Linked DNA regions of Homo sapiens: all the other regions are linked to region 1. A link is a loop called in an ENCODE intact Hi-C map of the cell type or tissue named here. Cell type or tissue: dorsolateral prefrontal cortex. All regions are shown on one strand. Region 1 overlaps IGFBP-AS1 (IGFBP5 antisense RNA 1). Region 2 overlaps DIRC3 (disrupted in renal carcinoma 3). Region 3 overlaps IGFBP-AS1 (IGFBP5 antisense RNA 1). Region 4 has its middle 120 kb from the start of DIRC3-AS1. Region 5 overlaps DIRC3 (disrupted in renal carcinoma 3). Region 6 overlaps DIRC3 (disrupted in renal carcinoma 3). Region 7 has its middle 10 kb from the start of TNP1.

Region 1 (4,000 bases):
CTTATAGGCACATCCCAGGAATATGAGCTGACAGGGCCACAGGACCTGCTTGGAAGAGGTCCTGACCAGGAACCGAATCATGCCACTAGAACCTCTTTAATAAAATGAAAGAAAACTAAGGCCTTGAAATAGGAAGGTGGTGGTTTTAGCTTTTTCTGAAATTGACCTGAGTGAGCCATGAGCCTCACAGGCAAGTCAGAGAGAAATGACCAATGTCACTGCCCCTGCTGGGTGGACTTGGTGTGGGCTGTTACACCTTTTACATTGTGCTTCCTCCCTTGAGAAGTATTCTAACTTTCCTTTGGAGAAGGGGCTGCATTTCATGAAGTTTGCCACTAGACTGCACCCTTATCTATGATAAGAATTCTTTCTGGAGGACTGCTTTCAAGAAAATATTTTTTCTTGCTCGTTCAGTTCAGGAGCATCTCACTTTATGCCGTTAACACCCCCAGATCCTGATCTCTCTTCTCACTTATCTATTTGCCGAAAGGCACATTTTAAAACAAGGTTAACGTCTAAAGTTATGTCTTTGCCTGTATTGCCAAAGGGGGTTTAGCCACGTGGTGGCTGGGAGAGGGAGGAGCATTGTGTGTAATGATTAAAACAAAAAATAGCAGCAAGGCTCATCTTAATTTCTTCTTTTCTCAGTCTGAGGGCTTGGTAAGGTAGGAACAAATCAATATTCAAAACTTTGGTGGAAATATTTTAGAAGTGAGGGAAATCATGTGTTATTTTGTCATTTGTGTCAAGTTCAGACTACAAGAGTGGCAGCAGAATGTGTGCAGTATGTTCTCTTCCCTGCTCCTATTTCTTTCTGCACACCCTTAGCAGCTCAGCCTGCCTCAGGCACACTGGTAGCTTTTAAGATGATTGGGGGAAATTGTGGTACTCCTTCCAAAGAAACATGAGTTGCCTCGTTCCAGTCACCCTGTATTCTGAGAGAGATGGCCTCTAGTGACACCTCTTTTTGTGTAGCCGACTTCCAATGGCTGGATAATACAATATGTGAAGACAGGTAAAAGGAGGGGGGATCATTCACAGAAAAGATAAAAAGGGTAGAGAGAAGGGGGGAGGAGAATGTGGTGGGAGCCGGACCCTGGGGCAGAGCAGTACAGGGGCCATGGAGAGAGGTTACTCTGCAAGACTGTAAATGTTAAGCAGCTATTCTTTTTTTTTTTTTTTAATACTTTAAGTTCTAGGGTACATGTGCACAATGTGCAGGTTTGTTACATATGTATACATGTGCTGTGTTGGTGTGCTAAGCAGCCATTCTTTATCTCCACTTAGAAATGGGCTTAGGTTATAAGGGATTCAGACACTGGAGCTGTTGTCCAAGAGACCCTGGGATAGGCTTCCCGAGAGGGCATGAGAGAAAGAAGAATTCTCAGTAGCCTGGGATTGTCTATAGTAATTTCATCCAAAGATGGAGGACTGGCCAGATGGGTGTTGTTTCTGAGTCCATAATTAACATATGACAATGGAGTGGGAAGGTGTTGGTGTTGTTACTGCAGGATACGGGATTATGGAGGATGCCTATGAGCCTTACTTGATTCCATTTTCCCCTTCCCTCCATTCTGGAGGTCTAGATCTGTTCACAATCACCTTTAGAAAATTGCTTGTAGAAAAAAAAAATAGTTTGCATCAACCAGGGTAATTGGGAGGGGATCATTAATTCCTGCCAGATACAAATGTTCCCTTCCTAGAGACCCCCCTGTGCTGCCGGCTTGCTTTCGCTGTCATGGGCTTCCCAACTCTGGCATAGACTAGCTTCTATACCTGTCAACTGCATCTTTTTCGGGGAAGTAGTATTTAAATATCAACCACTTGTGTCCCGTTTCCCCGGAGATCACTCCTCCTCTTTCCTTTAAAAGATTAACTGCTTATCAAAGCCAGCTTTCAAGAAATGCAGCGGAGTGAAAGATTTATGATCTTTTATCTGGATAACTTTTCAAAGGATAGATAGTGTTTTTATTTTATAAAGCTTCGGATGCCTTGCCTGTGGTCATTTCCTGTGAGTTTCTAAGTGATTTTCAAGGATGATGCCTGATAACACAGTTTGGGAAAGCTAGACTTTTTAGTAGGACACAAAGTATTGTGGATTCTACTGGTTAGAATGGAAAAATGTTAGCTAAGGATCTTGTCTTCATTCTCTTTTCTGTGTCACTCTCACCACTCTCAGACAGGCTTATTTATATAATTTATTCAATTTTTAAAGACCTCATGACATTGACTTCAGTCTCTCCCAGAGGCCAACACACATCAAGAATACTAATGCTGCGGCCATGTTGTCCTGGTCCCAAACTAAGGTACAGTGATGTTCAATAAAGAAAGTGCCCCCTTGTTCAGGTCCTTCCCTAGCTCTGGGAGGTTCAGCAAGACTGAAGTCTGTGTTAAAGAGCAGCATGAGGCAACTTTGTTGTAGTGATATTGCTGAAGGCTAGGTGGCAGGATAGATACATCATTAGAAACACGCCTCCTTTCACGAAGGGAAAGAAGCAGATACTGGTAGAGGTGTTTAACAATGGGGATGGGGCAACGGGAGAAGAAAAAGCATGGATGGAAGGACAGGTACGGACACCCTGTGGGTCCACTTATAGGCCACCCCAGCATCGGCACTGCACTGTTGCCCCAATAGCACCAGGCCAGCCTGAGGTGCAAAACCCTCTGTGTCCCACCAGATGCTGTGTTCATGATTACTTTTCTTTGGAGAAAAGGTATGGCCAGGGTAGGAACTTGATGACTTTGGGTTCATCAAAGGGTGTCCTAAACCTTCTCTGAGGAATAATCAGAAGTGATCTTCAGCCACAATTCATAAAAATTCCCCCTGTTAAATTAAAAAAAGGTAATTATGGCACATTTCAAACATTCAAAGAACAGAAGATAATAGAGCATGTGCCCTCCACTCCCTACACTTATTTGACACATGTTCACTTTTTGCCGTTGTTGTTGAAGATTTTTATTTTTTTTTATTTTTGAGATGGAGTCTTGCTCTGTCTCCCAGGCTGGAGTGCAGTGGCACGGTCTTGGTTCACTGCTACCTCCACCTCCCAGGTTCAAGCGATTCTTCTGCCTCAACATCCCTAGTAGTTGGGACTACAGGTGCGCACCACTGTGCTTGGCTAATTTTTGTATTTTTAGTACAGACAGGGTTTCACCATGTTGGCCAGGCTGGTCTTGAAATCCTGACCTTGTGATCCACCCACCTTGGCCCCCCAAAGTGCTGGGATTACAGTCATGAGCCACCGCGCCCAGCTGAAGATTTTGTTAAAAGAGAAGTAGAGTGGGACAGATAACAGCTCACCTCCCATGCATGCCATCCCCGCATCCTCTTCCCTGGACAGAGGTAGTCAGTGTCCTGAAATAGCTCTGTATCCTTTCTGCACAATATTTTTCTAGGTTTTATGTGTAGTTTCTCATAGAACAGAATTATAGTGATTTTTGAGGGTAAAACCATGTGCTACTTTAGAGTTAATTTTGTAGTGGTGCTTGCAGTGGTGGCAATTTAACTAGAGTCTAAATTGACCCTGAGGCTGGCTGTTAAAGGAGCCGGAGCCAGCTGTGACGCAGAGTGATTTATATCCCGATGTGAGCCGCATATAAGTTAATAGCTGCACGAATTGATGTTAAGGAGGCTTCTGGAGCAGTTCCAGACAGATAGGGCAGAGCAGGGCAGGCTCCATAAATACTGTTTCTGGTTGGAGCCCTTCTGTCTTCTTGGATCATGGGATCTGGCATGTTCCTACAATGGACCGCTCAGAAGCTGTTTCAATTTTGGAAAATGAGATTAACCAGGAAAAGTGATCTGTTGTGACTTAGAGACAGTGTTGGTAGCACCAGATCTAGGTGGGAGAGAGATAGGGTAGGTAGAAAAAATGGAATCACATGGAAAAAGAGGAGAGAGAGAGAGAGAGTGTTAACTACTTGAAGCAGGTTTAATATGATTCATATGAACCGTGAAAAGGCCAAGTAAAATCACAGTGCATGGTTAGCAACTGAGATT
Region 2 (4,000 bases), 810 kb after region 1:
CACCCAATAGTCATCTAACAGATGTTAATTTCCAAGTAGAAGAACGTTTTTAAATTTTCTCATTAATTTCTACTTCATGGAACTCACTCAAAAACTTTCTTTGTGACTACAATGGGCTGAATGCTTATGTCCCCCTAAAATTCACATTGAATTGAAATCCTAATTCCCAAGGTGGTGGCATTAGGAGGTGGGGCCTTTGGGAGGTGATCAGGCCATCAGATATCTACCCTTATAAGTGGGATTAGTGCCCTTATAAAAGAGACCCCAGAGAGCTAGCTAGTCCCTGTCACTATGTGAGGACACAGCAAGAAGGTGTTGTCTATGAATGAGGAGGTAGGTCTTCAACAGACACCAAATCTGCTGGCACCTTGATCTTAGACTTCTTAGTCTCTAAAACTGTGAGAAGTAAACTTTTGTTGTTTCTAAGCCACCCAGTCTCTGATATTCTGCTATAGCAGCCTAGAGGAAGACAGTTACTCAACATGAGGTCAATTTCTGTGAACATTCTATTTGTGCTTAAGAAGAGAGTATATTCCCAATATTAGCAAGAGTGGAGGTTTCATATATATCTATAATGTCTACCTTATGAATTATGTTGATTAGATTTGAGTGTCTTTATTTTACGGTTTCCATTTGTCTGGAATACCTCTTTATTCTTAGTCTTTCTGAATCACTTTATTGTAGGTGTGTCTCAAATGTATCTCACAGAATTGAGTTTTGCTGTATGAGTCAATTTGAAAATATTTTTAATTGGGGATTTATGTAATTTATTAATAAGCTTATCAATAAATTATAATATAATAAATATAATTTAGTAATATGACTGATGTACATGGTCTCAACTTGTATTCTGTGTAAAATTATGTATATAATTTTTCTTTCTCAGTGTGGTTTATTTCATGTGATATTTATTTTTTGATATCTAGGAAGATTAATATCTTTGTTGCAGTGCTTACCTTTTTGCCACTACCTATTATAATGCCCTTAGTCTCTTTTCTCACATTTACTCTGCTACTTAGTGTTTTATTTGCTTCAAATTATATTCTTCATTCCCACCTATTGTCTATGCAACAATAGGTCACTTCAGTTTTGTCACCACATATAACAGTTGAACTGTTCTTCCCCCCATGACTCTGTCCTTGTTTAAGTTACAGATTTACATTGAAATATATTCAATGCTCACACAGTCCATTTTCCAGAGTTCTTCAGGTCCAGGTCCTATCTTGGTTAAATGATGTTTTTTCTATAGTAGGACCATTAAAGTTGGATAGTGATTGCAGTGTTCTCTGGGGTTCTGCACATAGAAAATCGCTTGATACTTGAAGCTTAGCTCATCTACATAAAAGCTATTCCACAGTTCCTTTAGTTTCCTGAAGATGTGACTGTGTTATTCTTTTACTTTAGATGAGAAGTCCGATTTTCTTTCCTATGTAAGTGATTTGATACTTTTGCCTGGAGATCTAGAAAAATTTTTTCTTTATCTTTAAATTACAATATTTTCCTAGTATATGTCTTGGACTTCACCATTCCAGGTTTATTTTCCCAGGGATACTGAGGAGCCTTTAAAGATGCAGATTCAAGTTTTCTTTTAATTTCAGACATTTCTCTTAGTCTGTGGTTTTAAATACTAGTGGTTTTCTATTGTAATGGCCTTCTTCTATCAATTATTTTCTCTCTGATCTCTTTTGCTTTGTTCCTTATTTTATTTTTATTCCCTTTTTTCATGGCTTTCCTCACTGTTTCATATTTTCAGTCAAATCTCTTTTTCCATGGGTACTTTATAACTTGGCCTTTATTTTTAAGATGATTTTGTCTTTTCCTTCCATATCTTTCCTGAGTTCACTCAATTCTTATTTCGCATTTTCCTGAAAAATAGGGTTTTTCACAAAATAATAGGGTTTTTTGGTCGTATTTCTTTTATAAAGCTTAAAACTTCTGATTTAAGGTTTTTGTTTTCTATCTTCACATGCTTGTTTTAGGATATTCAATTCAGTGTGGGTGTTCTGTTACAGTTTTCTTCCACCTCATATTTGATTTCGGTAGAAGCATTTTCATCTGCTGGAATGTTTTAATTCCTGTTTTTTTTTTTTAAGTTATTGGCCTTGTATGAGTGTCGTCTGCCATTTTCTATTCATTTTTAGATGTTTAAATATACAGTTGTAGATAGGCGCAGTCATGGCGTTTGATGACTGACCATGTTTCTTAGTTCAAGAGCACCCTCTTCTGTTGGCATGGGAAAGTGTAGTTTCTTCACTGACAGCAGCTTTTGTGGGGGAGGGGTTGGTGTGCCTTCTGAGCTTTGAGATCCACTTTTGCTTGGTAGGACACTCTTTCTTCGTTCTTCCCCTCCACTCAGACGCCTCTGAAGCCCTGCTGCCAAGCGGCCCCCTCTCCTCCAGAAATAGTGCCCTTTCCACAGGCCAGCCCAGCCCCATGGGCAGTCAAACCCTCCCTTTCATTCGCATCCTGAAGCAGCGCCCTCAGGCTACCTGGCCTGTGAGTTGTTCAAGCTATTTCTCAGTCAGGTGCGAAGTTCTCTTTCTGGAGGTTATTTTGTCTGTGGTTTTGGACACTAATGCCCCCAGGCACCGTTCTCCTTTTCCAAACAATCTTCAGGCTGAGTCTTTGCTCCAGCACTTGCTCTGGAGACCACCTTGAGCCTGGGAGTTTACTCCCTTATCTGTAGGTAATTTGAAGTTTGGAGTATTCTATCTCAGTTATATTGTGTGTGTATATTGTATGTTTTATTGTATGTGTGTATATGTATTTGTGTGTGTGCATATATGTATATATAGACAGAGAGAGGGAGAATCTGGAATCTGGAAGTTAAGTTATAGACTCAGGAAATTCTTAAAGCTGTTTTGAATATAAGATAAACTACAGTTTAGGATTACCAATAAAGCTTCACTAGACTCAGGTCTCCCAGCTTCCAGGCCAGTTTTCCTACTAACACCCCATACGCTCTTGGACAAGTCGTTTAACTTCTCTGGATGCCAGTTTTCTCTCTTGATGGAAAGCTATCTGTAAGTGTCTTTCCAGTAATATTCCATGTGTTTTAGACTGTTCCTCTAGCATTATGACTCTCTTCTCCATAGAATACACACAAAAGAAATTAACCTGCATCTTACAACTCAGGCCTCAGCATCACAAAGAAATTAAGTTCTGTGTTAACTGAGTCTTGGTGTCATGTAAATAAATATAAACTTGTTTCTCTCGCTGTTTCAAAGAGAACTGGGGTCTCTGTTCATTCGATTGGTAGCCCTCTAAGGGATGGGCGCTTAGTTGGGAGCTGCCACATGTCTGTGTTGGGTTTTATTTTTTCACAAGGCCAAAATGTTCCCTCTAGAACACACAGTCCTCACCAAGTTCAGAAAGAAGCCAACTGCCCTTACCTCCTCCCCTCTTCTCCATGCTCCTCTGGGCTCAGGGTCCTGCCTCTAGACCACTCCCCACAACATAAAACATCTCCATTCCTAGAGAAGACCATAATTTTAAATAAATAAAAATAGGGAAGGAACAGGGAAATTGCAAGGGTAAATGTGAAAATATTCAAGGTCACCATAACCACTCTTGTTCAATAATGTGAATTTATGTAGCATTCTCAGTTTTCATGTGCCTAAAATAATGATACATACTCCCCATCCATAGTGGCTGAAGAGGCAATATCACAGATGATTCATCCCAAAAGGGCCCTCCAAAGGTCATCCTGGCAATGCCCTTGCCTTGCTTTGAAATGACTCTTGCCTGTTATAAATAGATGCAAATATTGAGTGGGTAGGGAGATTCTCCTATTCTTAAAGCTGTCAAGGTCAGGAGATGAATCTGCCCCCTCAGTCACCTGCTCACAGGTTCCCACGACTCTGACATTCAGGAAGCCAAGAAGAGATAAACTTCCTTTATCAGGATCCAATCTTCAACACTAGTCATTTGAAAACTATATCCAACTGTCACTTGTAGATCCTCTATCTCTCTGCATCTGCATCCGGAATACTGGCAGCAA
Region 3 (4,000 bases), 100 kb after region 1:
TTGGCCTCCTGAGGCTCAGTAGGATGGAGAAGGTTGGACTTGGAGGGACAGGTGGAACTGTCTGGCATGCCCCCCATTGCCCGAAAAGCACAACTGAACTGTTAGCATTGAACAGCCATGGAAGGATGAGGTGCAAACATTTCCATGAGATATATGTGGCAGGAATTAGTGCTTTGTGTAGTCAAGAGGAAAATAAATTGTCTGAAAAAGCTGGTGGAAGAAGTAGAAAGTTAAGTAATGTTTGAGTAGCGGGAGAAAGATGGTTGGATGATCCAGGGATGAGAAAGTGATTCCTTATATATGTATATATTTGTGCTTGGAAGATAGCTAGAGATGATGGTGGGATAAGAGTATTAGATATGTGTGAACAGCATGTGCTTATGATGTTGGGGAAATCAGGTGGGAAGAGGGAGGAACTGGGGAACACTAACCTCAAGTAGAACTATGACATTTTTTTCAAATTTCTGGCATTGTGGCAATCAACAATAGGGTCACTGCTGCCCCATGTAGAGCCCTAACTATCCCTTCTACTGACAGGCGAGGACAGCCCCATAAGATCTAGCCTCAAAGTCTAGGAGTACTGCTTCCCAGAAAGGTAGTGAGTGAGTGTTGAAGTCAGTCCTATGTCCTTTGAATAAGAAGACACAGGGCTCAGAGGATAGAAGTTGGGCTGGATGAATTACAGGGACCTGTGGTCATCATTCTAGAAGCAATTTGCTAGGCAGGGTCTGGAGGTGTTGGACTCAAACCCATCACAGCCACTGTCCTATGAGATCCTAGGAAAAGTGTTTTGTTTTTCCTGTGTCTCTCTCAGGAAAGTGGCCACAATGAGATACTTTCTATCTATCTTGAAGAGACTTTGATAAAAACAAATAATGGTAAATAAGCCAGGGGAAATAAATAACAATCACTAATTTATTAAATTTTCAAAAATCATCTAATTACAAAGCAGGGAAGAGAAAAGAAAAGGCTAGGGAGGTGGAAGATACAGAAACAATGTCAGTGGGCTAAGAAGAGACAAAAGCATTCACATTTATCAGAAGAGATAACCTTGCCCCCTCTTGCACTTGTGCTCAGGAAATTTTGCTTCTCTTTGCCAGATAATCCAAGACGGAGGAGAAGCATCTCCATGGCACCTCACTCTGATTTGCGAGGATTTGGCCAGAGAAACTGTTCTCAAGAGTGTGAATTAGGTGGCAGCTACTATTTTATGGTACCTCGCTATCCACTTTGTAAGGTACGAGTAACAACAACAACAAGCAAACCAAATTACCAAAGCACAAAAAAAAATGTGTTCAGTCAGTTACAAAATGCTCCTCAGCCAGAGAAGTGGGCATCTGACTCCTGGAGGGGCCCTTCAGCCTGTGGAGTATTCTTGTGTGTTGCAGGTTTCACAGTGAGCAGAGGCTGTCTCTGAAATGGGCAGAGAACCAGTGGGTTGTAGTAGTTTGCATATGGGGAGAAAGGGAGAGAAAGAGAGAGAGACTCTGTGTGTGTGTGTGTGTGTGTGTGTGTGGATGTGTGGCTGAATGTCATCTGTGTGTCTGCACGCAACATTGTGCCAATGAAGTTGGACATGCATCTATGTGTGGGATGGGGTCCTGGCCTTGGCAACAAGGGGGTGTACGTGTGGGTGTGAGTGACAGCAGACTCAGAGTCCAGGCCCAGGGCCTCTGGGGACTGTCACCTGCAGGACTCATCATAGAGGAGACCAGGTGCTTGGAGTGTCCCCAAAGCAATACAGAGTGCATGGTCATGAGTTTGAAAAATATTCCTGTGAGAGATATAAATAAAGCCTCTAAGCCCAAAGCCAGAGTTTTCGAAAGCCAGCCTTACACACAAGATAATTTATAGTTGCTGGTGTCCCTTCCCATGCATGACTCAGCTCTCCTAGCCCAAGTAGGCCCAGCCTGCTCCAGTAACCTTTGCTGAAAGGGAAGAGTTGAAGCAAACTCCAAGAAGCCCAATGATCCAACCACCCAGCTCCCGGACTAGCTCCTGCTGAGCTCCCTTCCTCTGTTCCCTTTGGGCAAACTCCAACCATGACATGGATGAACAGATCCTGGAAACTGAGAAACCAGAGACTTGGGTACTCCCAGCTGGCTGGTCCTTGGAAGTCTATTAAACTGGTTCCCGTATACCTTCAGGATCTTGGCGGATTCTGCTACCCATACAATGGGTATTGGCTCAAACACCCTTCCCACCACTCCCCAGCCTGCCTTCCAGCCATTGGGAGGCAGCAAAATCAGAACAAAGACCTGCTTGAAGCTAGAGAGTTTTTCTCAGTCTCAGAGACTCTTGAGCCCAACAGGAAGAATAAAAATGAGAGCACTTTTACCTTTTATTTAAAAGACAGTATATACCCATGTCAAGTGTCAAAAATATGGCTAAAAAGAGGGATAAATAGTGACATGCTTAAACATTGTGGTGAATTTGTGGGGGGAGGCAGCCAGCAAGGAACAGGGTTAGTTTTTTCAATTTTCTCCCTATATTCCTCACTTCCCACCCACCTTCTTTCGTTATATTTTTAGCAGACTCTTTGGCCAACCACGTCCAAAGAGACAGATGCAAGTACAGAGAGTGCATACTGAAACCAAAGGGTGTTTCTTTTTCTTCTTTTTTTCTTAAAAACCTTCCAGGAGTGTGGAAAGGACTGGAAGTGCTCGAAGGTCTTTTTAGCCACATGCCTTACCCCAACTGGGATCTGGAACATTTTTATGCCAAGGCCCATATGCCTGATTGTCCAAGTATAGGGGAAAAAAATATCATTCAGGGCTTTAAAAAATAGTTTAGCTTTTTGATTAAACTGCTAAACAGCCTTGAATAAAATATTTTTTTTGCTGCTCTAGCAGATGAATTTGTGCAACTGGCCTAATTTTAATACAGGATCCAACACATAATAGGTATGTAATAATTGTTGAATAGATGGATAATTCTTTAACCCTGTAATGAAGTGTCCTCATTCAACATGCATTTATTAAGCCACTCTTTGGGTGTGTACAAGTGTGTATCCTCAAAGGCTTCTTCCTGCAATAACATTCTATAATTCTGTGACCTATATTCTGAGTAAGTCATATGCTGATTCTTTGATTAATCTGGGGGAAGGAAGTTTCAAGTTAGCCAAGTTAAAACACACATACACGCTACACTCCAAACCTACACAAACCTACTTCTTAAATGATAGAAAGCGGAGGACCTTGGTAGCTGCATAGCTAAAACCACAGAATTTTGCCTGGTTTGGCCTGGCCTTGTTGGAAGTGCACAGAGCCTACTCTAGATCCCATAGCTCAGTCTTTTGAAGTTCTTCTTTTGTTCCTTGCCTCCTCTTCTTTCTGATCTTTCCATTCAGGGGTGGTCATCTTCCACATTCTCAGTTTCTGAAAGCCCCCTGTTCTCCTAGTCACCCCTGTCTTTTCCCATCTTAAAAATAACAAAGGCTGTGTGTCATTCATATGTGCGGATTGATCTGCACATGTGGATGAATTTGATTTAGAGATCCTTGCATGTTATTGGAAGGTAACAGACTAACAGAGAGGCGAAGAGACTCCCAAGATCACACAGCTATTGAATAGCAGCAATCTAGCCCATTGTTCTGATCTGAAATTGATCTATAATTCTCAAGTGAGAGCTACAGATACAATTCCACAAGCCTGCCAATTAGGAGACTTGAGGTGGCCTTGAGGCTGAGTCAAGCCAATCTTTCTGCCCTTTTGATAGCTGGTCACTCCCCTTGGATCTATACTATTTGCTTCAGCTTCTAGTGATTTCTTCTACTCTGTTTGGGATATTCACACTGTATTAGGAATTTATAGACCTGGATGGGCCCACCAGATGTCATCTGCTTTCTGAAGTTCTCAATCACCAGGCAGAATTCCAGCCCCAGCAATCCTTTGTTCTGAAGGATATAGGGAGGCCCTTCAGTAAGAAAATCAGTCTGAATTTCTGTTTTTCCCTCCAGAATGACAGTGGCCCCTTCTGTTGGGTTTGCAACATTTACTCT
Region 4 (4,000 bases), 470 kb after region 1:
AAGAAGATCCTGGGGCACTTTCTCTTGAACTCACCTCCCCTGTAGCACTGGGGACTGTCCTAGAAGATGAAGTCTGTGCTGGGGGTAGTGAGGGAGGGCCCAAGGCTTGCAAAGAGGATGGACACTGTCAATTTGGGCTGGGCTTAGCCATTAAAAGTAGATCTCTGAAAACAGAACTGGGGGAGTGAAGATGGAAGTTATGCTGTTAAGCTAATGAAAGAGTCAAGAAATAGAGAATATGGAGAAATCAGTGGCCAGAGCCCAGAAAAATAACAATTATGTGAAAAAAAAATGTCATTTAAAAGGTAGAAGCCAAGGAACTTGATGAAAACCAAGTCAAATAGCCAAGATATCTTTAACAGACTCAACATAGCTGACACTGAGAAGAACCTAAAAACTGAGGCAATGTTATAAATAGATCAATTCCAGAAAAAGCAAGACTCCTGGGGAGAAGGGTTGGGATGGAATCAGAACCAAAAGGTGAGAGCTCTCATTGTTCCACGAGGGAAGGACAGAGTCTCAGAGCAATGGCTGGGTCAAACGTGACAAGGATAATGGAAGTAAAATGATCAAAGTTAGAAAGGTTCTGACATAGTACAATAACAGAGGCCATGCAATGTAAACATATATCAAAACATCACATTTCAAGCTGGGTGCAGTGGTGCACTCCTGTATTCCCAATTACTCAGGAGGCTGAAGCAGGAGGATTGCTTGAGCCCAGAAATGAAAGTTCAGCCTGGGCAACATAGTGAGATCCCATCGAGAGAGAGAGAGAGAATCACTTTATACCTCATGAATATATAATATATATTTTATTTTTAAAAAGAAAATTTAAAAACAAATGCAGGTCATGGATCCAGAACTCAGAATGTAGGTAAATTAATAAGAAACTAGAAAGAAAAGACCATCTTTCTTAATGATTTCAACTGGCTCTGTAGGAAACCACCCAGGTGTTCATTGTCTCCAAAGAGCTAAACCTTGCCTCAGAAAAATGACCTTCTCCTATCTTTCCTGCTGCAGCAAGAACCTCTGGTTTAACCAATTAGGTAAGTCATTTATATGACACTCAATCTGAATTATTCTGTCTGTCTGTCTGTCTATCAATTTCTCTATCTGTCTATCATCTTTAGGGAAAAAGTATATCCCATGCACAGTTATGATAACAAAGGAGTCATCTTCTATACAATATTAAACATAACTATTGAAAAGTTAAAAACTCAAGCCTTCAGTTTAGGGTTTGATTTTCATGATCCAAAGCAGCATTCTTGACTGATTGTTTTTCCTTGTGTTGATTCATATTTGTCTGAGTGAATTTGATTGGCTGTTTTGGAATTGCGTAAGATACTTCTTCATTGACCCAAATAATCTGTTTGTTGATTTTATTCAGACTAACATATAACTTAATTGACTAAATTTTTGCCTTTCTCAAATGGTGTGGTGATTACATAGACTCAATCTGTATTTTTGAGAAGTTTTTAAGTATGCTTTCATTAGCCTGAGACTAGTGTTCCTGAAACCTTGTAAAGTACGGAGCACTTCAGGAGCAGAGAGAATGAATACCTTGGGTGATGCCCAGTGTAAATCTCATGGTCTGGAGGGAATCTTGTGGCCAATATGAGCCTCGTCAGATGTCAGGCTTTCCAAAAGTAGAAGTGGAAGGCTCCTGTTTTTCTAACTCCTGCTGTTCCCCTGACTATCACTATGTTGTCCATATTGTTTTCAGAACTCACAGCTTAAAGAACCACCTTGCTTTTCTTAGAACTTTGGGGGTGGACCTTACTCCTTTTTACTTTTTTTTTTTTTCAAATTGCATGTGGATTCTACTGTATTTAGCATAACTCAAGCTTAGCATTTGAACATGTTTCATAGCCAATAGCTTTGCACATCCTCCATGATTGCATACTGTGTTTCAGACACAGATGTAGGACATGCAACTGATGTGGCCATCACTAATGTCAATACTGACCCTTGCTCTGTGCTTTGGGCCCTAAGTAGAGCTAGGTCCATGTAGTAGTCTAGTGCCCTCTTGTGGCTTTCAAACTAAGAGTCTTGAGCTATTTTGTAGAATTAGAGCTATTTGTAGAATCACGAGTTTGAGAAGACCACTGTGAAGTTACGTCCTGCCTTCTCTCCCTTAGTAACACTACCCACCTCCTGCAAAGCACAGTCAGTGATGGGAGACATGTTCTACTCTGAGCTAAGAAAAACACTTTGGAATGTGGAGATCAGGGTACTGGAGTTTAATAGAGACCTTTAGAACTTACTATACTGTGGATACATAGCATATGACAAATAAATGTTAATTGAAATTCCTTTGCCAAATTGGCGATACCTCCCAGTTTTTCCATTCACTCTTAAACTTATTCATTCAACAATTTCTCCAATGACATGATTTCAAATAATTTGATATGTTTAATTTGAAGGCAAGAGAATTATAAGGAATATATCAAGTGATCTCAAAAGTTTGAAGATCTGTAATGTGACCAAATCAAGTATCCTACATGGCTCCAGAGAGACACACATTAAGGTTGTAGATATTGGTTAGATATAAGGAAGAACTTTTTAGTGACTGCAATTGTAGAACCCTGAAACATGTCTAGGAATAAACTTCTCATTGCACTGAAACAGTTTAGCAGGGATGTATTAATTTTTGAAATAGACATTTTAAAGAGAAGTTTCTCCCATGGACTAATTGATCTTTGATAAAAATCTTAGATTTTTAGAATCTAAGATTTTGATTTTTATTAAAAATCTAAGATTTTAATAAAGATGTTTTAGATTTTTAGTCTACAAATGTATTTAAGAAAAAGCACAGCTTCCTTTGACTAGTCAATTAAGTCCCACAGCTAAGCAGTCGTAAGGAGCAGAAAAAAATAACTGTTGGGTACTAGGCATAGTACCTGGGTGACAAAATAATCTGTACAACAAATCCCTATGACATGAGTTTACCTATATAACAAACCTGCACATGTACCCCCAAATCTAAAAGTTTAAAAAAGTCTTCTCTAATGTTTAATATGAAACTTTCCCATATGAACATTGCAAGTTCATAACTACCATCTCCATTTCTAGGAAATCAAATTGTGTGTGTGTGTGTGTGTGTGTGTGTGTGTGTGTGTGTGTGTGTATACAGGTGTATGTTTACCCAAACCCATTTTTATAACCTATCTGGTTTTGATTTTCTAGATTGTAATAGGACTTTTGACATTTTCTTCAAAACCTGACATTTTGTCACTTAACTGCTTTTCATTTTCAGCAAGCCTTTCACATTGATGTCTAATTGTGTATAATGGCCAATTACACACTGGAAAAATATGCATATTTGCTTGATTCTGGTTATATGACATATGATGAGTATGTTCATACATATTTATTAAAGCAGTTATTCATTCATAGCACAGCAAAAAAAAAAGAGTCAAAGACTGAATTTCAGGAGGTTATTAATGAAACATAAGAACTTAGTTTTGTCACCCCAAGTTGCAGGGACAATGAAAGCCACTGTCTCTTAGTTCACATCAGCCTAAGCTGCAGGACAGAGGAGATGACTTATGCTTCTGTCCAGGATAATTTCTTGCTCTTTTAAAGAGGTAGAATGATGTTACAGGTATGGGTTGATTGGATTTCAATTGCTGCTATTGTTTTGGTTATTTTTCATATTTAGTCAATACAATCTTCTCTATGCTTTTTGAAAAATCTGTACCGTAAACCTTAGAGGGGAAACAGTGAATCCACCATGTCTTGCAGAGGTCCAAAACCAAGTTAAAACCAGAAGCCATTGGGTCTTCAGCCTTTGGACCTGAAGGTGGAAGGTGGGTGAGATAACTGCCTCCCCCATGTTCTCCCTTTCTTCCAGTGGCTTCATCACTCCTATTACATTGAGACTGAGGTGGGGAGTGGTTTGAGAGTTTTCCAGAGAGAAAGCTGATTTGTCCTTATGAGGCTAAAACTTTAAAGGTCTTGGGGTTCAAGAAAAGTTCAGGTCCAGGATCCAAAGTGGTTT
Region 5 (4,000 bases), 1.1 Mb after region 1:
GGTAGACTGGCAGGGTAAGGAGAAGGGCTTAGTGAGTGCTTGCTGCATACAAGACGCTGTGCAGGTGCTAAGGAAAATTCAGAAATAGCAACTATAAATCAAACTCCACGATTTCAGGTATATGAGAAATATAATTTTCAAAAAAATTATTTAAGTCAAGTTAAATCCATCTCTGAGCCCCCATCCCACCTGAGACAGCAAATTTTGTCCTGGTCATTAATGGAACCCGCCCATCCTCTCTCTCACCAGCATCACTGGAAGGGGTGCATGCGTGGTCACTGGCCATTTGTCCCCACTGGTTACACTGAGATAACTGATGCAAGGCCACACAGTACCCAGGAGCCCAGGGGCTCTGCTGCTTCTGTGCCAAACAGTGCCAGAGAAAGCTAGTCACAGACACATCACACTGTCAGCCCACTCTGAGGTCCTGCCCACCCTGGGCATTGACAGGGAAAAGGGTGCTCTGCCTCCGGGACTCTTCCCTCAAAGGCACTCACATCTCAAAGAACTCAGGCTCCCAGAAAGGAAGAAAAAAGAAAAGAAAGCAATTCCTACTCCCTGGCCTGCAGCAGCAAGTCTCCCAAAGCAGGGATCTCAAAGGAGCAGGCTGTTTACATGGGGGGAGTTGGGGGCAGTAGAGACAAAAATATAAGGATAACAGAAAATGAATCGTCGTATCTCAGAGACGGCCCCTCTAAAGAGGTGACTTCCAGGGGCTCCCAACAAGACACCTGCACCCCCTCCACCTTCTACCCCTACCCCATCACCCGCAGGCAGAGGAAGCAGCAAACCACATAGTGACATTTCAGGACTAACAAAAAGCCCTCCAGGAAGTAAATCAATCTCCCCCAAGCTTCCTGAACACCTACACTCTCCTTCATCTAAGGCAGATGTCCTGAAGAGGTCTCTGCTGAAAGGGATCAGTTGACTTATCACTGTCACCTTGCTGAGGCCAGGGCAACAGGGAAGATAAGTGTTGACTGGGAAGCAATACTTATCCAAGAAAGAAATGGGTATTTAATACCTACTAGGTACCACCAGGTGATTTCACAAACAACCTACCTGTTCATCACAACCACGCAAAATGAGTGCTTCATTCCCCGTTATTGATGAGGAAACAAAGGTCCTGAGAGAGGGGCCAAGGTCACAGAGCTGTATTATGACAAAGCTGGGAACACTCAGCCAATATTTAATAATAATACTATCACTTAGGGTACTATTATCATTCCCATTTTACAGAAGAGACTCTGAGGCACAGCAATTAAATTACCTGTAAGGGCCAAGAAGGGTGCCCCTGAGGCCTGGGCTGTTGATCCCCTCATTTTTCTGCCTCTGCATGAGAAGCAACTGGTTGGAAAGTCCCACCAGTTCTGAGAATTCATGTTCTGCCCGGATTCCTGCAAATGAGTAGGGAAGCACGACCAAGGATTCTGGTAGCTTTGCATAGGACTTAAAGACTCACATTATTTTGAAATACAGTTTTGTAAAAAATAAAAATACAAATATTTAGAAACCAATTAAAGAGTATTGCTTTGGGGAGCAAAAGACAAAAACCCCCCGTGCCTCACTGTCTCCTCCCACTCACCCCCCGCATCAATTCAATGGCCTGGAATCCCTGCCTCTTCTGTTCAATAAACAGAGATGGCTCTAAAGAGAGGACCCAATGTGCTGAGCAGTCTTGGATAAAGAACACCGACAGTCAGAGATGGAAAGATACCTTCGTCGGACAGATGAGAAAACTGAGGTCCGCATGACGGAGCGACTTGCCCAGGGTCAGGCACCTGCGTAGGCACCTGGACACATATGCGTGTGCACGCACGCAAGGCCGCGCACGCTGGGCTCTGGCCGGCACGGCCCTCACGTGCCCTCACGCACGTATGCCCCGCATGGGTTCCCCCAGCGAGCTATCCCTGCGCCCACCCCTTCCCCTGCCCGGGCCTCCGGAGCTGCTCACACGCAGGTGAAGACTGCCCCCTGGTGGGCGGGAGCCCTCGGGAGGCCCGCAGGCCCAGCGTCCTGCGCCCGTAATCCCTCAAAGGGGCTTCTCTGGAATCACCCCCAGGCCCTGGGGCCAGGATCGAGGCTGCTCTGGGAACTGGGCTTACACGGGTGTGGGTGGGGACCTCTGGGATCTTAGAACCAGGAAAATAATAAAGCAGAGGCTTGATGTTGCAAGTTTAGTTCCTGGAAGCTGATTGAAATGGAGATGAGCAACAGGAAAGTTTTTTGGGGGGGGTTTCTAGAGATCAACACCTCTTCCAAGGAAGGGACACAACCAGGGCTGGGCAGAGAACGTGGGCTGCAGCACAGTCACCTGAAGGCCGGGAGCATGGAAGTTAGGTTGGCCCTCTGGGACTAACAGGTTTAGCAAACAAAAATACAGGATGCCCAGTTAAATTTGAATTTCAGATACATGTGAAAGTTTTTTGTATAAATATGTTCCGTGCAAGGAGAGGAGAGTGTCTGTGCAAAAGGGTGGGAGTTGGGGGGTTGTGGTGATGGAGACTGCTTACATATAGAGAGATGGAACAAAACAGGTAAAACAGTCACCCACCACATTCGTGGTTTCTGTGGATTAAACCAACTGTGGATTGAAAATATTGGGGGAAAAATGGCTGGTTACAACTGTACCAAACATGTACAGGCTTTTTTTTCTTGTCATTATTTCCTAAACAATATAGTATGACAATTATTTATGTAGCATTTACATTGTGTTTTGTATTACAAGTAACCTAGAGGTTACAGGAGGATGTGTGTAGGTTACAGGAGGATGTGTGTAAGTTACATGCAAATACTATACCGTTTTACATAAGGTATTTGAGCATCCATGGATTTTGGCATCTGAGGGAGTTCTGGAACAAATCCCCCATGGATACTGAGGGACAACTGTACTAGGGATAATAGGAGCCACGTTTCTCATTACTGGAAATGAGAGTAGGAAATATGGAAAAAAGAAAAGAAGAATAAACCCAGTGGAATTAGAGATATTGGTGTGAGCTCAGTTTGCAATATGTAGAGGTATAAAAATACAGATATAAATGCATGAAGGACTATATGGACTGTATGTTTGTATGTAGAACTATTGTGGACTGCATATTTATATCCCTCTCCCAAATTCATATATTTAAACCCTAACCCCCAACGGCATAATATTAGGAAGTTGAGCATTTGGAAGGCAGTTAGATTTAGATGAGGTTATGAGGGTAGAGATCCCCATGATTGGACTGTGTCTTTTAATAAGACAGAGAGACTAGAGCTTGTTGTCTCTACTATGTGGGGATACAGTGAGAAGATGGTCATCTGCAAACCAGGAAGTGGGCCTTCACCAGACATGGACTCTGCACCCTGATCTTGGACTTCCCAGACTCCAGAATTGTAAGAAATGCATTTCTGTTGTTTAAGCCACCTAGTCTACGGTATCTTGTTATAGAAGCCCAGACTGACTAAGAAAATGACTCTAGATATAAAGTTGGAATGTGTGTGTGTATAGTTTGCTTGTATGTATGTATATCTATATCTACATATGTAGATATATGAGGATATATGTAGAGATACATATATTCTCTTTTTTTTATTATTATTATACTTTAAGTTTTAGGGTACATGTGCACAATGTGCGGGTTAGTTACATATGTATACATGTGCCATGCTGGTGTGCTGCACCCATTAACTCGTCATTTAGCATTAGGTATATCTCCTAATGCTATCCCTCCCCCACTCCCCCTACCCCACAAGAGTCCCCAGAGTGTGATGTTCCCCTTCCTGTGTCCATGTGTTCTCATTGTTCAATTCCCACCTATGAGTGAGAACAGGCATATATTCTCTATCTCTACTGCGAAGATGTAGGGATGGCAACACCCTAATAACAATGACCACATTCCTTGGTTTCTAAATACCATTCTGTGCTAAAAGAAACCAGAGCTCCTTGTAGAAATAGCCACTTCTAAGACCAGAGCTGAAGAAGTACTGTCAATTACTAAGTGACAGTGACAGTTATTAC
Region 6 (4,000 bases), 930 kb after region 1:
ATTAAATAGTTTCCCTTACCCTACAGGATTTCAGAGACGTTGCTATAGTATTGTACAACGTTCTCACCAAAAGAGAGAGTTTGCAGAATTTTCAGAATTTATTGGGACACGTCTTTTTTTGCTAAACATCTCATAGGATTGATGCTAAACAAACACTTAGTTCCTGTGGCAGAAATTCCAGAAGTGTCAGCTCCTGGGAAGAAGTCTCCCTACTCTTCAGACTTCAAGTTCCAAAGTCTTTGGGTCCCTGTTGAAAACACCACAACTGAGTAAAGTCAACCTATTCTTCTGACTCTTTGAGAAAATACTAGAAGTCTACATCTGCAGGCCTATTGAATAAATAAAAGCTGAGCTTAACCATCAATAACCAACACTAGGCAATGCTCCTTTCCTTCTTTCTATTCTTCTCCATCTATGGGATTATTTTTTTTCATGATTCTCCCACTTGCTTTCCACATAATGTTACAGCTACTCCTCCCACCCCTACTAATACCCATTATTAATCTAAGTATGCATGTCCCATCATAAGGAAGAAACACAAATCACCTTCCTGGCCTGTGTATTCCTACACATGCCCTGTCCCTACCCAACTCAACTGAGATCAGCAGTTACTGAAAGTTCAAGGCATTCTGTTCTCCTCACCCACAAATGCTCCCTGAACTCACTTTTCAGTTCTAGGATTAATAAAGTACAACCGAAATTTTGTTGCTGTGAGCCCGGGGGGTTAAAGCTGCCACCACTACATAAAATCTCGAGAGTGAAGCCTTCAGTAAGCAAAGCAGGCTAATGACTTCTGTCCCTCTGGTAATAAGCTGCGGAAATGGGCTGCTGGGGAAAGCCAGTGGCCCACATAAATCCATGTGTTAGCGAGCCTGCCTGCTGGAGCAGCGGCAGCATGCTGGGAGGAGGTCGGAGGGCTGGGAATGTCAGAAATAAAAGCGTCTTTGGAGACCACCTAAATCAGCCCCCTCATTTTGCATGGGGAGAGACCGAGGTTCAAAGAAGCCAACTTGTGTGCCCAAGACTACAGCACGAATTCAGAGTGGAGCCACGGACTAATCTTCCCAGAGCAAAATCCAGAGCAGCTCCACCAAGATGTTTTGGACAAACCTCTTTCTGGGTCTCATGGGCATTACTGTGTACCACCGAACTAGGAAGCCAGTGGTGTAGCGATGGAGCGAAAATTGCAGATGGACATTTTTGTTTTTATTTCTGTGCCTCTGTTTTCCCCTGTCTAAAGGCAAGAGGTAGATAGTATTGAAGTGGGAAAAGTCATGCTAACATTCTTAGGAGGAAATCTGGAAAACAATCCATATTCTGGATTGTTAGATAACTAAGCCTGATTTAACAGTTTAATTCAGGGGAATAACTATGGGAATGTAGAACAAAGAAGGGAGGGGAAAAAAAAGGAGGAATTTTGAGCTCAATTTTTCCCTGATCTAACTAAGCAGAGCATGCCTCCTTTCAACACTCAGGGACCTATATGTTCCTTTGGAAACCAGACCAGAGTCTGAGGACCTAAGACCTTAACCCAAAAAGAGGGAAGGGCATCTATTTTGTGGCCTGTATGTTTTAATATAAATTCTCACTAAGCTACACAGGGCATGGGGAAGACATCAGCACCATGGGTGAAAACCAAATTCCAGCTAATAAGTCAGTTCTGCAGGGTCCAAAGGAGTCCCTCAGATCTCTGCAGTCTGGAAAGCCTGCGCTGTCTTCTGAGGGCTTTCCAAGCCCAGACACACAGACTCAGCACACAGTGTTCTGAGAACAAGCCAAGCATGGGGGGAGCTTCCCAGCTGGTATAAGCAATAGCTCACAGCAAAGGAGTATTCCAGGAGAGAGCCATTCCCAGTGTCAGTTCTGATTTCCTTCCCTCCTGCAGGACCAGTATTCAGATGAGCCTCTCATCTCAGACTTTTGGGAAAACACAGCCAGAAAAAAAAAAAAATGCTTTCTGCAAATCCAGCATCCTCTCAACACAGTCCCCTAAAACTCATAAATGCCACTTTGAGGGAATACTATTGTTCAGGGCCTCACATAGTTTAGCCAGGAGAGAGCAAGGTGGTCTCTATTTGCAGTGGCTTCTATCTCTATGTTTTGGGGATTGCTGGCAAACAACACAACACAGACCAACAGGGCATTTCATCCACAAAAACCTATGCATGCTATTTATCAAATGGTCCCTCTGCATGTATGCATGTGCGTGTGTATACATATATCCATATATGTACGTGTGTGTATATAGTCATATGCCACACAATGATGTCTTGCTCAATGATGGACCACATATACAACAGTGGTTCCCATAAGATGATAATACCATATTTTTACTGTACCTTTTCTTATTTAGATATATTTAGATATACAAATACTACTGTGTTGCAAGTGCCTACAGTATCTAGTACAGTAACATGCTGTACAGGTTTGTAGCCTAGGAGTAACAGACTATATCATACAGTAGCATAGGTGTTTAGTAGGCTCTACGGTTGAGGTTTATGTAAATACACTCTACGATGTTCACACAATGACAGAAGTCACCTAATGACATATCCCGGGAACAAATCTTTGTTGGTAAGTAATGCATGACTCGTGTGTGTGTGTGTGTGTGTGTGTGTGTGTGTGTGGTGTGTGTGGTGTGTGTGTTGTGTGCATGCGTGTTTTAAATTCAGGAAATGTGAGCTCTGCAAACCTGGTGGACAAATTCCTATAAAGGAGGCCCACCAGGCATTTTGTGCCACTTTGCCCCCTGTGCCCTGTATCCAAGAAAAGTCCATAAGAACAAGTCTCCCCTCACCACTGCAACTCCTACTCCTTGGCAAATGCTTGATTGTCAGAGTTTTCCAAACCCACATCAGCTCTTGAAAGAAGGAAGCTTAAGGCAGGTGGGGGAAATCTGGGGGATACTGGAAGCCCTCCAGACTAGGCACAGATTCTGCTGCCTCACTTTTTAATGGTGAGCAGGGACAGGTGACCCCAACCTTCAGCTCTCCTCTCTAAAGCCCTGAAAATTCCTCTTGGCCTTCCTGAACTCTCCAGGGCTCTACTCTGGCCATGAACCAACAGACTGTCTCTCCACTAAGCCCTCACCAGCAACCCCTGGGCTTCATTTGTTCCAGCCAGAGCTGGAGGAAGGACAAGGTCCTTTTCTGCTCTGCATGATATGAGGTCTGCATTACCAGCCCAACCTACACCAGGAAATTAATAAAAGGACTCAGATGTGGGATTGTGATCCAGACTCCAGGGATAAAGATGCCCCTTCTTCCAGGGAACAATGGTGATTGGAGGAAAGAAAATCCAGAAGTGTACAAGTTGCTCTTCATACTTCCTGGCAGCCTTCTAGAACATATTGTGAATTACTCTTAGGTAATGTCATGAAGGACACAGAGCTTGCACCCTTGAGCCAAAGGGTAATGTACTGCACACACCTCAAGTGCAATTCATCACCCCTTGGGCTGAAGAGGCCACATGGTGATGGTTTTAATTAATGTCCCCTGAAGGCCTGGAGACCTCTGGCTGATTCCAATAGTGATGCCCCGCCCTGGAGCCTCTCAGGACACCACATCCATACAGGCTTATTCCTAGGAGGAAAAGTTGCAAACGGAGTTTCTTAGGTCTGGAGACATCTCAGTCACTATATAAATCCTCTCCTAGGGCCACTGACCAGGACCATGCCTTATGCCTTAAAAGATCCCAGGAAGCTTATTTATAATCATTCCAAATGCCTGAGAGATTGATAACTCAGGCCCATTAACCTTGGAAAACCCTCCAAAATGTCTAAACTAAATCCCTACAACTACTACCAAAATCTACTTTCTCATATCCTTCAAACACTTCCTTGGCTCCTGACCCTTTGGCCGGAGGATTAATTCCAAGCTGCCCCTAACACTTCATAGAAAGTCCGTCATGATCTGTACCCAATCTACAATCTTAAACTCAATTCTTATTACACCTACTTGTGTCCTCGGTGCCACAGCCACACTAAGCTGATCATTAGTCT
Region 7 (4,000 bases), 150 kb after region 1:
TAACTCTTCTACCTCTCTTGGTCCTGAGTTTGGAGGATACCCAGTTCTTGCCAACAGTGTTGTAGGTACGAACCTTCTCAAATTGAGGTCCAAACTTTTCTCCCAGCTGCCACTTGGCTACTGCTGCTGGTTGCTTATTCTCTCAGTTCCACTAGCAGAATCTTCTGCATTCCCATGTTCCCCAGACCTACCACCCTGGAGCAAGTCTCTCAAGCCCAGCTCAGATTAGCGTTAGTCTGAGTTTTGAAAGACACCCCATCCATCTTGAAGGCAGAATCGATTTTGCTCCAATAGCCATACATTTTTCTGTTTTTTTTTTACCAGCTCTCTAGGGCCGAATTCAACCCGCTTCTGTTCTCATCAGCTTTCTCAAGTGCAACTTTACAGTTACGAGGGTGGCTACATTTGCAATGAGAGCCACTCTAGACTGCATGAAAAATTTAGCATGCAATTGAGAAGGAATGTATAATTAATAACTTCTTGTGTTTAACAAATATTTAATATGTAATTCAGTTGTGGTGGTGGATGATAGGGATACCATGGCCAGTGAGAAAAGAACAAACCAAAACCATGACCCCCGCCCCAAGCTTCATGGAGCTTAGAATTAGAGAATACATAGGAACAGAATTGAGAATGTGAAATGTGATTTTGGAGAGCATAAACATACATGTGTTAAGAGCACATGACCTGGTCAGTGGAGGGGTGGTGGTGGTAATATGGCAAGGACTGCTTCCCCAGCAGCACCCCTGCTGACTATTCTTTTTTCTGAGTTGTTTTTTGTTTTGTTTTGTTTTGTTTTTTTGTTTTGTTTTTTTGTCAGAGTTGAGGCTTCCAGGTCTCCCAAACTCTGGTTCAGTGCTCTTTCTACTCCATCATGTGAACTTGGCCCTCATTTCCTAATCTAAACATAAGAGGCTGGTCTTGCAATACTTCAGAGTCCCTTCTAACTGCGATGTTCTTCATTCTTATCCTCCTCCTAAGATGTATGTGGTCGCTTGTCAGCAGCATCACCTCCATCTGTCCATCTATTCAACACATATTTGTTGAGCAACTATCATGTTCCAGGCACTTTACCAGAGGCTAGAGACAGTAGAGTACAAAATGTCATGCTACCTGTCCTCATGGGATGTCCAGGCCTGGAGTAGCAGTTTGGGTTAATGGAGCCCTCTTCTACCCTATTTGGCCAAATAATTACATTTAGAATTGAGGCGTTGTGGAATGGACAAAATTGGGAACTCCTGGTGTGTACTCTGAGGGACCCAGGACAATATTTTTCATCTTTCAGATTCTCAGCACAGCCATGGTAAAACCTGTCTCTTTCGTGTGGATCTTGATGCCCTGCTCACCTTAGAGGCATATAACTTGAAGGGTGAAATTGGTACCTGGACCACTCATTCTACACAAGCACCAGTCTACGGTGTAAGGGGCTTTTACTCCACAGACATTTACAGAACAGTGGCTGTCATCCTGGATGAATGTGGGAAACTATAAATACAGTCTGGGTATAGGGTAGACATTCAATAAATCCTGAGTTAGTAGGGAGGATACTATCCCAGCCTGAGAAGCCCTGTTGTGAGCCATGTGGATGAGACAGAGCTGATAATGGTTCTGTCTTCAGGGAAATTATGCTCCATTAGGAACAGAGACCCTAGCAGCTATAATATCATTGCATTCTTAGAAAGTGAGGACTTCTAGAAGGGCATGCACAGTGAGCCAGGAATTGAGAGGTGATAAAGCCTATTCATTTTTGCCTGGGTTAATTAGGAAAAGATCCTTGGAGCTGGGTTTTAACATTTGGGAGGAATTTCAAAGAGAAAGGTGATAGTGAGAAACAGAAGAGGCCACTTTCCAGAAGGGAGCCTCCTTTTGGTCTTTGGCCTAGTTCCCTTCCAACCAAAACCATGGTAGGTCAAGTTGGCCTAGAAAGAGAAGGTGCTTTCTAGTCTCTGGGAGTCTTGGGGGTCTCACCCATTTGTTTTCCATCTGCTCAGTAGGGGCGAGAGCCGTCTGTGGTGTGTACTGGGAGATAGAAGAGATAGAAAAGATGGGCCTGGGAGTGTCCTCTGAGCTCCACAATGTTTTGAGTTCCTATGTTTTTGTTGAGGAAACTGGGGCATGGAAAATGGGCTCCTTTTAAGCACAAAAAGTCTTAAAAATGGAATTTACTTAGTTAAAATGCGATCTAAAAGAAATAAGAATGAGGCATCTCCTTTTTCCAAGTCATTGCTTTTCCCCCACACCTGTCTCCACCTCACAGGGCACCTCCACCCTTGGCCTTGCAACGCGCCAGGCTGGGCATCAAGCCAGCCTGTCTTCGATGAAATCGAGGCTGCCAGATCACCCCGCCCACTACTGTTCCGTTAGCCTGAGGTCCCACCCTCCCCTCTCCGGGGAGACACAAAAGGCTTCTGTGACTCAAGCAAAAGCTCACAATCCTTCTCTTTCTTTCTAGCAACACAGAGTGAGGCTGTGGGGTGGATTTCTCGGTGGTAACCCTTGCCCGACTTGCTATGCAGTGACCGGTGTGTAGGTTGCTCCTTCTCTGCTCCTGGGGCAACTCTGTAGACCTACACACTTACTGTCCTCCATGATAGACCCATTTGCAGAGATTTCAAGGGTCCCCGTTTGGTTCCAGCTAACCTTGAGAAGGGTCAGGGTGGTCTGGGGAGGAGCTGATGTTTATCAAGTACCCAGGATATACTGGGTATGATGTGAATTGTTTTGTACGTGGATTCCATGTAAATCTGCATGTTGATCCTAGAAGGTGTTCTTAACTCAATTTTACAGAGCAAATGACAGCAATCAGAGAAGCTAGACAACTTGTTCAAGGTTATGTAACTGCTAAGTTATTGTTGTAAGATTTGAGTCTAGAACAGGCTGTTGGGAAAGCCTGAGTTTTTCTGATATGGTTTGTTACTTAGGGTTTGAATCAGGCTGTTGGGTTTTTCTGTTATAGTTTGTTACTTAGGGTTTGAATCAACTGGCCCTGTCTCTATCAGATCAAGAGATATGAGGAACATCATCTGTCTTCTTCTCCTTGTCTTCTACCCCTAAGCATCCTAGGTCTGCTATCAAAACTCCCGTTCACTTCAGACAATGACGTAGTCTGGTTTTGCGGGTAGCGAGACGGGGGAGGTGGGGGAGCAGCATTTGTGGGGGTGGAGGGAGGGCAATAGAGTACAGAAGAACAGATTTCTAGTTTTGCCTCTGTCACTAACTGAGCCATGTTGAGTGCATCTTTCCCAATCTCCAGGCTTCATTTTTTCTGCCTGTAAAACACAGATGCATAGCTTAGTTGTTAAGCAGACAGACAAAAGACAGACTGGCTCTACCCCAACTCTGCTGCTCACTAGCCCTGTGACCTTGGAAACATTTCTCATCTCTAAAATACAGATCATCATAATATCTACTTCATGGGACTGTGATGAGAGTGAAAGAAGTTAATACACATAACACTCTTAGGAGAGTGTCTGGTGTAGGTGTTTTACGAGTATTGCTGTCATTATTCTCCTTAAATGTGTAATTAATGAAATTCTAGTATTTTCAAATAAATATATGGGAAATAACACAGAATTTAAAGCTGAGTGCCACTCCCTTGATATTTGCTTCTCTACTTTTTGCCTGTGTGTGTGTGTGTTTGTGTGTGTGTGTGAGAGAGAGAGTTAGCAGGCAGAGGTGTGAGTAGATCATGGTGAAAATTAGATGTCAAGTTATCCTTTCCTCCGTGTGTGACATAGAAAACTTCCTCATATATCAGAAAGAATACATTTTCTGTTTTCACTTTATATGGTTATAAACCAATCAGCTTTGAGCCCATTCATAAGGAGCTAAGAGTTGTCTGGGTAGAAAAGATACAGATATACAGTGGTGAACAATTTTGCCTCCAGACTTCCAGATAAGGTGATCATATAGGTCCATCAAAGGCAACAAGAATGAGCATGAGAGCAACAAGAACATCACAACAGTGCCTCAGCAATCACCTCTACACCTCTAGACCTAT

What was found. Peaks named below come from ENCODE experiments on the same cell type or tissue, not always from the same donor. Only the 100,000 strongest peaks of a DNase experiment are listed, where the experiment ranks them.
Region 2: it touches region 1 in a loop (11-fold over the local background); 100 of 110 quality-filtered maps call a loop at or near these places.
Region 3: it touches region 1 in a loop (2.3-fold over the local background); 9 of 110 quality-filtered maps call a loop at or near these places.
Region 4: a loop joins it to region 1, with 11 times the contacts of the local background. A loop is called at or near these places in 81 of 110 quality-filtered maps.
Region 5: a loop joins it to region 1, with 5 times the contacts of the local background. A loop is called at or near these places in 45 of 110 quality-filtered maps.
Region 6: a loop joins it to region 1, with 2.3 times the contacts of the local background. A loop is called at or near these places in 9 of 110 quality-filtered maps.
Region 7: it touches region 1 in a loop (2.2-fold over the local background); 9 of 110 quality-filtered maps call a loop at or near these places.

What each region holds. Positions count from the first base shown.
Region 1 is chr2:216,696,571-216,700,570 of GRCh38, forward strand. All of the region lies in intron 1 of IGFBP-AS1 (IGFBP5 antisense RNA 1), which reads left to right. Among named protein-coding and RNA genes, the nearest start is that of IGFBP5, 3.0 kb to the left of the region's middle. RefSeq lists a silencer at 2,356-2,435. In dorsolateral prefrontal cortex, CTCF peaks have their summits at 337, 2,443 and 2,647; no DNase peak of the experiment used is centred here; H3K27ac peaks cover 1,102 bases.
Region 2 is chr2:217,508,720-217,512,719 of GRCh38, forward strand. The region is part of intron 2 of DIRC3 (disrupted in renal carcinoma 3); the gene reads right to left. Among named protein-coding and RNA genes, the nearest start is that of DIRC3-AS1, 230 kb to the left of the region's middle. RefSeq lists a silencer at 2,147-2,236. In dorsolateral prefrontal cortex, CTCF peaks have their summits at 2,219 (motif pointing left) and 2,420; a DNase peak (open chromatin) is centred at 2,282; H3K4me3 peaks cover 622 bases.
Region 3 is chr2:216,798,449-216,802,448 of GRCh38, forward strand. It overlaps IGFBP-AS1 (IGFBP5 antisense RNA 1), which reads left to right. Exons shown (of 6, transcript NR_187138.1): 4 at 1,101-1,237. Among named protein-coding and RNA genes, the nearest start is that of TNP1, 60 kb to the right of the region's middle. In dorsolateral prefrontal cortex, no CTCF peak of the experiment used is centred here; a DNase peak (open chromatin) is centred at 1,649; H3K27ac peaks cover 4,000 bases.
Region 4 is chr2:217,164,409-217,168,408 of GRCh38, forward strand. No RefSeq gene overlaps it. Among named protein-coding and RNA genes, the nearest start is that of DIRC3-AS1, 120 kb to the right of the region's middle. In dorsolateral prefrontal cortex, a CTCF peak has its summit at 2,016 (motif pointing left); no DNase peak of the experiment used is centred here.
Region 5 is chr2:217,754,751-217,758,750 of GRCh38, forward strand. The region is part of intron 2 of DIRC3 (disrupted in renal carcinoma 3); the gene reads right to left. Among named protein-coding and RNA genes, the nearest start is that of DIRC3, 34 kb to the right of the region's middle. RefSeq lists a silencer at 1,897-2,066. In dorsolateral prefrontal cortex, CTCF peaks have their summits at 1,994 (motif pointing left) and 2,207; a DNase peak (open chromatin) is centred at 1,951; H3K4me3 peaks cover 1,730 bases.
Region 6 is chr2:217,630,463-217,634,462 of GRCh38, forward strand. All of the region lies in intron 2 of DIRC3 (disrupted in renal carcinoma 3), which reads right to left. Among named protein-coding and RNA genes, the nearest start is that of DIRC3, 160 kb to the right of the region's middle. In dorsolateral prefrontal cortex, no CTCF peak of the experiment used is centred here; a DNase peak (open chromatin) is centred at 1,777.
Region 7 is chr2:216,847,803-216,851,802 of GRCh38, forward strand. No RefSeq gene overlaps it. Among named protein-coding and RNA genes, the nearest start is that of TNP1, 10 kb to the right of the region's middle. In dorsolateral prefrontal cortex, no CTCF peak of the experiment used is centred here; a DNase peak (open chromatin) is centred at 2,369; H3K4me3 peaks cover 686 bases; H3K27ac peaks cover 677 bases.